2 separate regions of the Homo sapiens genome follow, and region 2 is linked to region 1. A link is an interaction called in ENCODE POLR2A ChIA-PET data of the cell type or tissue named here. Cell type or tissue: endothelial cell of umbilical vein. All regions are shown on one strand. Links, peaks and the distances in the headings refer to the core of each region. The heading gives the core; the rest is flanking DNA.

What was found. Peaks named below come from ENCODE experiments on the same cell type or tissue, not always from the same donor. Only the 100,000 strongest peaks of a DNase experiment are listed, where the experiment ranks them.
Region 2: POLR2A ChIA-PET joins it to region 1 with 6 read pairs; 2 of 35 experiments call an interaction of 5 or more read pairs at or near these places.

What each region holds. Positions count from the first base shown.
Region 1 is chr21:31,627,913-31,632,305 of GRCh38, forward strand. It overlaps the pseudogene FBXW11P1. Among named protein-coding and RNA genes, the nearest start is that of SOD1, 30 kb to the right of the region's middle. In endothelial cell of umbilical vein, for the core only: no CTCF peak of the experiment used is centred there; a DNase peak (open chromatin) is centred at 2,319.
Region 2 is chr21:31,565,038-31,569,430 of GRCh38, forward strand. No RefSeq gene overlaps it. Among named protein-coding and RNA genes, the nearest start is that of TIAM1-AS1, 8.0 kb to the left of the region's middle. In endothelial cell of umbilical vein, for the core only: no CTCF peak of the experiment used is centred there; no DNase peak of the experiment used is centred there.

The DNA.
Region 1 (4,393 bases), core at 99-4,098:
TGTGGCCATTAACACTTTCAAACATTCCAGGCTGGTTTTATCCCAAATCTTAATTATCTTGTAGGCCACTGATAATTTTTTCATCATCGTACTGTAAACCATAGACACCTTTACTATTTTCAGAGTGGTACTGAATCCTCTGCAAGCTGTGTCGGCCACACCGCTAGGTGGATTCTATAGTCTCTATATCCTGGATAATGTTTGGGTATAATGACCTATAAAATGAATTTGGAGGGCTAGATATGGGTCTGTTTTGAAACAGGTACTGATCCCACCCTCTTCTTTCTGAAAGTCCTTTCCATAGGGGATCAGTGTGTACCATTCGTTCAATCAGCTTCTTCCAAAGCATTCATTCTGAGATCAATCCCTGCCATCCTTTACATACCAGCTCTGCTGCACACAGAGACCTGGTAACCAGGTACAAAAGAATGTTTTCTGCTATGTGATCTAAGCCTTGCTCGGGTAAAGCAGTAATAAAGTCCTGCTGCAACATGGGCTTCAGGTAAGAGTTGATACGTCCATGGTGATAATGACACATTCGTGAAATAAGATGTTCCACAAATTCCAACTGATCTGATTCAGACCCCTGGTTAAAATATTGAATATACAAGTCTTTTTCTTTTTGGTAGTTTCCTTCTGATGGCCTCTTTCTGGAGATGATCACAAATGATGTTCCATTACTTATCTGCCAAGGAGTATTTTTCTTTGGGGACTTATCTTCATCTTGATCTTCCAGAACTGAAGTGTTAGTTCCACATGGCTGGGGAGGCCTCATAATCACGGCAGAAGGCAAGGAGGAGCAGGTCACATCTTACGTGCAATGGCAGCAAGCAAAGAGAGAGAAGCTTGTGCAGGGAAACTCCCCTTTTTTAAAAACATCCGATCTCAACCAGGTGCGGTGGCTCATGCCTGTAATCCCAGCACTTTGGGAGGCCGAGGTGGGTGGATCACCTGAGGTCAGGAGTTTGAGACCAGCCTGACCAATGGAGAAACCCCATCTCTACTAAAAATACAAAATTAGCCGGGCATGGTGGTACATACCTGTAATCCCAGCAACTTGGGAGGCTGAGGCAGGAGAATCGCTTGAACTTGGGAGATAGAGGTTGCAGTGAGCCAAGATTGTGCCACTGCACTCCAGCCTGGGTGACAGAGTGAGACTCCATCTCAAAAAAAAAAAAAAAAATTACAAAAGTAATACATATTCACAATTAAGAAAAACAATTAAATAGAAAAAAGAGCAAAAATGATTACCTGGGCATGGTGGCAGGCGCCTGTAATCCCAGCTACTTGGGAGGCTGAGGTAGAAAAATTGCTTGAACCCAGGAGGTGGAGGTTGCAGTGAGCTGAGACTGCACCATTGCACTCCAGCCTGGGCAACAAGAGCGAAACTTCATCTCAAAAGAAGAAGAAGAAGACAAAGAACAGAGAGCAAAAATAAAATGTACAAGTCCTTCTCCTTCCCATAACTCCCCCTCGCAGGCCTGCCTTCCGCTAGCCATCTCCTGGACTTCCTCAGGCTTGACCCTGGCATCCAGGGTTTCTCCCTTACTGGCAGGCAACACCCACATTCCAGGTGGGCTTCTTTGGAAGCAGAGTTACTTGCCTTGAGTTGGAGGGGTGGGGTGGAAAATCATCCCTTCCCCACAAGCTAACCACACTCTTCACAGAAAGGATTGCTCTGATGTGCCTATGGATCCTCCCTTTCCCCTTGACAGCCTGCAGGAAAGGAATGGGTTCCAGGTCAGAGAATTGGTCCTGCCACCTCTTAGCAAGTTATGTGGGGTTGCCTTTACTCCTCACTTTGAAATGTCAGCGGCTTGTCACTTGTCACTTATATTCTCGGTTTGAGGCTTCAGCTGACATCCTCAGACAAGAGTCTGTTATGGTCTTTCAAATCTAGGGGTCCGTAGATTGACCACCTAAGACCATATTTGTCCCAGTGGCCATTTCATAGTTGGCTCACTCTTTCTCCAGCATGAACGTGACATGATCAAAATTATGACTGCCCTTCATAAGGGTCATTCTGGCTGCCCTAAAGGGACTTTGCTAGCATCTCTGGCTTCCATGCCTACTCAATTAGAAACTTTCCATCTTTGTCCAGTTTTAACAGACTGAGATCTTGGCCAAGCCTAAAATCTGAGGTTCTCACCTATCATCTCCATGAATGAACAACAAATACTACCTACTTTGCTGATTTCTATGACTCAAATATCCTTTCATTAGCAAAATGCGGAATTACAGAATGGAAGCAGCTTGCATTTTGTTTTGATATGGACTTATTCATCAAATATTTATTAGAGTTGACTCTGTGCTGGCACTATGCCTGGACTGGAGGTTTAATAATGAACAAGACAGGCAAGGTTAAATTTGACGAAAGGCCAGATGCGGTGACTCATGCCTGTAATCCTAGCACTTTGAGAGGCCAAGGCGGGTGGATCGCTTAAGCCCAGGAGCTCGAGACCTGCCTGGGCAACATGGCAAGACCTCGTCTCTACAAAAAATACAAAAATTAGCTGGGCATGGTAGTGTGCGCCTGTAGTCCCAGCTACTTGGAAGACTGAGGTGGGAAGTTCCTTTAAGTCTGGGAGGCAGTGAGCTGAGACCATGCCACTGCACTCCAGCCTGGGAGACAGAGTGAGACCTTGTCTCAAAAAACAAATGGACAAAAGATACCCCTGTGAGCTAGCTTTCAGTTCTGGAGGAAAAAATTCTCTAGGAACTGAAAATCTTAACTTAGTCTCCATGATAACTGAATCTTACCTCTTGTAAAATTTGCCTTAATAGTATTTTTAATAGTTAAAGCATTTAAAATTTTTATGTTGGATTTATTTTATTTCATTTTGGAACTCGGGTTCCAAAGGTAGATTTAATCATACTCCTCAATTTGTGGCACACTTAAAAAAAAGAATAACTTTATTGTGGTAAGAATACTTAACATGAAAGCTACCCTCTTAATACGTTTTCAAGTATACAATACAGTATTGCTAAATATAAGTACAGTGTTGTACAGCAGGTCTCTAGGGCTCATTCATCTTGCTTAACTGACACTTTATGCCTGTTGATTAGAAACTTTCCATTGAGGCCGGGCATAGTGGCTCATGCCTGTAATCCTAGCACTTTGGGAGGCTGAAGCAGGTGGATCACCTGAGGTCAGGAGTTGAGACTGGCCTGGCCAACATGGTGAAACCCCATCTCTACTAAAAATACAAAAATTAGCCAGGTGTGGTGGTGCGCACCTGTAATCCCAGCTACTCGGGAGGCTGAGGCGGGAGGATCACTTGAACCTGAGAGGTTGAGCTTGAAGTGAGCCAAGATCACACCACTGCACTCCAGCCTGGGTGAGATAGCAAGACTCTGTCTCAAAAACAAAGAAAAAAGAAACTTTCCATTGATCTTTCCCCAGCCCCTGGCAACTACCGTTTCACTTTTGTATTCCATGAATTGGCCTATTTTAGATACTAATTTTAAGTGGAATCATGCAGTATTTGTTCTTCTGTGACTGGCTTATTTCACTTAGCATAATGTCTCAAAGTTCATCCATGTAGTCCCATATTGCAGAAGTTTCTTCTTTTCTAAGGCTGAATAATAACATTCCACTGCATGTGTATTCCACACTTTCTTTATCCACTCATTTGCTAATGGACAGTTGGGCTGTTTCTGTATCTTGGCTATTATGAATAATTCTGCAATGAATATGGCAGTGTTAATAACTCTTGGAGATTCCAGTTTCAATCCTTTTGGATCAATACCCATAAGTTGAATTGCTGGGTCATATGGTAGTTCTATTTTTAATTAATTAATTAATTAATTTTTTTTTTTGAGAAGGAGTCTCACTCTTGTTGCCCAGGCTGATGTGCAATGGCACGATCTCGGCTCACTGCAACCCCCACCTCCTGGGTTCAATCGATTCTTCTGCCTCAGCCTTCTGAGTAGCTGGGATTACAGGCATGCCCCCAGCTAATTTTTTTTTTTTTTTTTTTTTTTTTTGTATTTTTAGTAGAGATGGGGTTTCACCATGTTGGTCAGGCTGGTCTGGAACTCCTGACCTCAGGTGATTCGCCCACCTTGGCCTCCCGAAGTGCTGGAATTACAGGCATGAGCCACTGCGCCCGGCCCTATCTTTAATTTTTTGAGGAACCTCTATGCTATTTTTCATAGCGGTTGCACCATTTTGCATTCCCATCTACAGCGTAAGAGGATTCCAGTTTCTTCATATCCTCACCAGAGCTTTTTGTCTTTTGTCTGATAATAGCCATCCTGACAGGTGTAAGGTGATATCTCATTGTGGTTTGGATTTGCATTTCTTTGATGGTTAGTGACATAGTTTGGATATTTGTCCCCACTCAAATCTCAGGTTGAATTGTAATCCCCAATGCTGGAGGTGGGGCCTAGT
Region 2 (4,393 bases), core at 179-4,178, 63 kb before region 1:
TTTTTTTTTTTTTGGAGAACCCTAATGCACATCCCAATAGTTTTTCCCATAACCATTCAATATTCCTCTGCAGACTTGCTACCCAAAGTGTAGTCTGCGGATCAGCAGCAGTGGCATCGCCTGGTGTCAGAAACACAATCCCAGACACCAAGCCAGACACTTAACTCAAATCTACGTCTTAACACTCAGGTGATATATCTGTGTATAAAGTTTGAGAAGTACCTCATAACTTCTTTGGGGTTTATTTATTTATTTATTTATATTGAAACAGGGTCTTGCTCTGCCACCCAGGCTAGAGTACAATGGTGGAACTCGACTCACTGCAACTTCTGCCTCCCGGATTCAAGCGGTTCTCCTGCCTCAGCCTCTCAAGTAGCTGGGATTCCAGGCGCATGCCACCATGCCCAGCTAATTTTTTGTACTTTTAGTAGAGACGAGGTTTCACCATGTGGCCCAGGCTGGTCTTGAACTCCTGAGCTCAGCTGATCCGCCCGCCTCAGCCTCCCAAAGTGCTAGGATTACTGGTGTGAGCCACCGTGCCCAGACACTTTGGGGTTTTTTGTTTGTTTGTTTTTGTTTTTGAGACAAGGTCTCACTCTGTTGCCCAGGCTGGAGTACAGTGGCGTGATCTCAGCTCACTGCAACCTCCACCTCCTGGGTTCAAGCGATTCTCCTGCCTCAGCCTCCCAAGTAGCAGCGACTACAGGCACGCGCCATCATGCCCGGATAATTTTTTTGTATTTTTTTTGGTAGGGATAGCGTTTCACTGTGTTGGCCAGGCTGGTCTCAAACTCGTGGCCTCAAGTGATCTGCCCACCTCGGCCCCCCAAAGTGCTGGGATTACAGGCATTAGCCACCGCACCAGGCCACGTCATCACTTCTTTGAAAATGCAAAACCACCTGGGAAGAATAACAATATTAAAAACAACTGCTTGGTAAAGGAATTTGTTTAATCAAGGCTTTCTTACCTGAGGACAGATTTTTGGGAGTCGGGTGAAAGGACCTAGAAAAGAAATCAAGAAGTCAGGATATTTTCCCAGCAATGATAGGTCTTCAATTATAAAGAAGAGAGCAAGGAAGCCTCAATATGCAAACTAGCATATCCAACTAATACAGATAAACTCAAGGTCAGAGAGGCAGGACTGGGCAAATCAGGCCACACTACATTCACAGAGCTAAGCAGTGCCCCCTCTTTGTAATTTGCTTTATTGCATTTTATTTTCTGTGTTTTCACTGAAATGGCAGTTTATGGAGAAACTCTCCCACTTGGCTGTGAACAGGCTCTAAGCAACAGCAACACTTCTGCAGAATTGGCAGGGACAGTGCTATGGAATATTTCACAAACTTCAAGGCAAAGGGACAAACAAACAACCAAAAAAAAAAAAAAAAAACACCCTCAAAATGTATTTTCAGAGGAAAGAACTTTCACTGGGAAGGGACCCATGGATCTCCAAAAGAAAACCAATTTGGTTTCATTTTTTTCTGCTTCTGCACTCCAGCCTGATGATTAATTCATCAGCATGGGACAGAACAAAAGCTCCTCTTAAACTGTAACTACTACATGGGGTGGGTTTCTATGATGATGTTGCAGATCTTGGCCTAATGGGCTTTCTCTTCACTGACACACAAGGTTCAATATTCCTGCCCCACCCACCATGAGGTGAGAGTTGAAGCTGCCCCCTTTCCCACCTCCTCCAGCGCCCGGACAAGGCACGATGCAGGGACACGCAGGGCACGTGCCTGCAACTCCACCTGCCTCAAACCATGTGTTTACTCTCTATCCTGTAGAAGTGTCATCGCTCCCCCAGCCTAACAGAATGACATGGAAAAGGCTGGAATGTAGCCACACTGCCTCAGCAAAACAATCCCTAGGCTTAGAGACGCTGCTGTCCACAGGCAAGCAAACTGGGACAGTGGAGCCACAGAAATGTGCCTCTCTTCTTGGGGGTAGGGTGACAGCTTCAGTTTCTATCTATATGGAGTTATTGCCCTTTCTCTGTCTCTCTCTCTCTCTCCCCCACCTCTCTCCTTCTCTCCCTCTCCCTAAAGAGGCAGTAGTTAAAGGCAAAGAGCCTGGTGATTAAAAAGCAGACTCTGCCCTAAATCAGACCTTTCTTCTGTCCCTTACCAGCTGTGTGACCTTGGCAAGTTAGTTAACATCTCTGTGCTTCATTGCCCTCATCTGTAAAATGAGGCTTATAGGCCGGGCACGGTGGCTCACGCCTGTAATCCCAGTACTTTGGGAGGCCGAGGCGGGCAGATCACAAGGTCAGGAGATCGAGACCATCCTGGCTACCATGGTGAAACCCCATCTCTACTAAAAATACATAAAAAAAAAAAATTAGCTGGGCGTGGTGGTGGGCTCCTGTAGTCCCAGCTACTCGGGAGGTTGAGGCAGGAGAATGGCGTGAACCCAGGAGGCAGCGCTTGCAGTGAGCCAGGATCACGCTCACTGCACTCCAGCCTGGGAGACAGAGCGAGACTCCGTTTCAAAAAAAAAAAAATGAGGCTTATAATAGTAGTGTACTTCTGATAGGGATGTTATAGGGATGGAATGAGTTGATGCAGTAAAGAACTTAGTACCTGGCCTGTGTTAGAGACACTATGGATCCCTGGCTCATCTACAAAAAGCCAGACTCACTATCCAAAGGCATAGTAAGGCCAGGTGTAGTGGCCTCCCAAATCCTAGCACTTTGGGAGGCCAAGGTGGGCAGGTCACTTGAGGTCAGGAGCTTGAGACCAGCCTGACCAACATAGTGAAACCTCATCTCTACAAAAAATACAAAAATTAGCAGGGCATGGTGATGGACACTTGTGGTCCTGGCTACTCAGGAGGCTGAGGCAGGAGAATCGCTTGAACCTGGGAGGCAGAGGTTGCAGTGAGCCGAGATTGCACCACTGCACTCCAGCCTGGGCGACAGAGTAAGACTCAGTCTCAAAAAAATAAAATAAATGCGTACTAGGTTCCTCTCTCTAGAGCCCCCAAAAGTCTCCTGAAATCAACCTGTCCATAATCTCATCATATTCACCCCACCCCATTCCCCAAACAAGAATAAACAAATCCCACTGATCTCTTCTTCCATTTTTCAGACAGGCAGTTCTTAGCCTTACCATCTAATGGAGGTACTGCCCAGGCTGGAAGAATGGGAGGCAGCTTTGACTTAACCTCCCCCTTTACCTTTCATCTGATAAATGCTGAAGCAGTTTCTGGATCTCTCTTCAGAATGACTCTGGACCCCATTTCTCCACAGGCCTCTGCTGCTCCCTGAGCCTCCTTTATTTTAGATTTTAGATTTAGGACAGGGTCTCGCTCTGTCACCCAGGCTGGAGTGTGGTGGCACGATCACGGCTCACTGCAGCCTTAACTTCCCAGGTTCAAGTGATCCTCCCGCCTCAACCTCCTGAGTAGCTGGGACTACAGGCAGGAGCTACCAAGCCTGGCCAATTTTTTAATTTTTTTGTAGAAAGGGAGGTCACATTAGGCTCCCCAGGCTGGTCTTGAACTCCTGTGCTCAAGCAGTCCTCCCACCTCCATCTCCCAAAGTGCTGGGATGACAGGTGTGACACACCGCGCCCCGAGCCTTCTTTAGAAGGTACAGAATGTGCACTGATTAGAGATGTGTGGTGATTTAACAAACATTTAAAACTGCCTGTTTTGTGCAATGTAACAGACCGGGGCTGAAGGAAAGGAGAAATACAGAGACACACTACAGACACACATAGTGATAGAGGAGGGTCAGCAGGGAAAGCAAGAACCAACATACTGCCAGGCCAGGCAGCTCAGCGCTGTGCAGGGGCTGATGTGGTGAGCACTTGCTTCAGTTTCCCACATCAGCAATGTCCTCCCGATGATGGTGCCCAACAGCAGGGTCCTTAGATAGTAAGGCTAAGAACTGCCTGCCTGGGAAACCAAAGAAGAGATCAGTGGGATTTGTTTGTTCTCGTTTGGGGAATGGGGTGGGGTGGATATGAGATGACGGACAGGTTGATTTCAGGAGATTTTTGGGGGGCTCTAGGAAGAGAATCCTAGTATGCCTTTTAATTTTATTTTTTTTTTAGACTGAATCTCACTCTGTTGAGGTTTGAGTTTACTAATTAAGTACTATATTACTTGCTGCAGGCCACCATAACAGAATACCTTAGACCGCGTGGCTTAAACAGCAGACATTCACTGTCTCCCAGTTCTGGAGACTAGAAGTTCAAGATCAAGGTGCCAGCAGATTTGGTTTCTCCCAAGGCCTCTCTTCTTGCCAGCCAAGAAGAGAGGCCTTCTTGCCTTCTCGCTGTGTCCTCACGTGGCCAGGTGTCTCTCTATGTCCAAACTTCCTCTTCTTATAAGGACACCAGTCAGATTGGATTAGGGCCCACCATCATGGCCTCATTTTCACTGAAT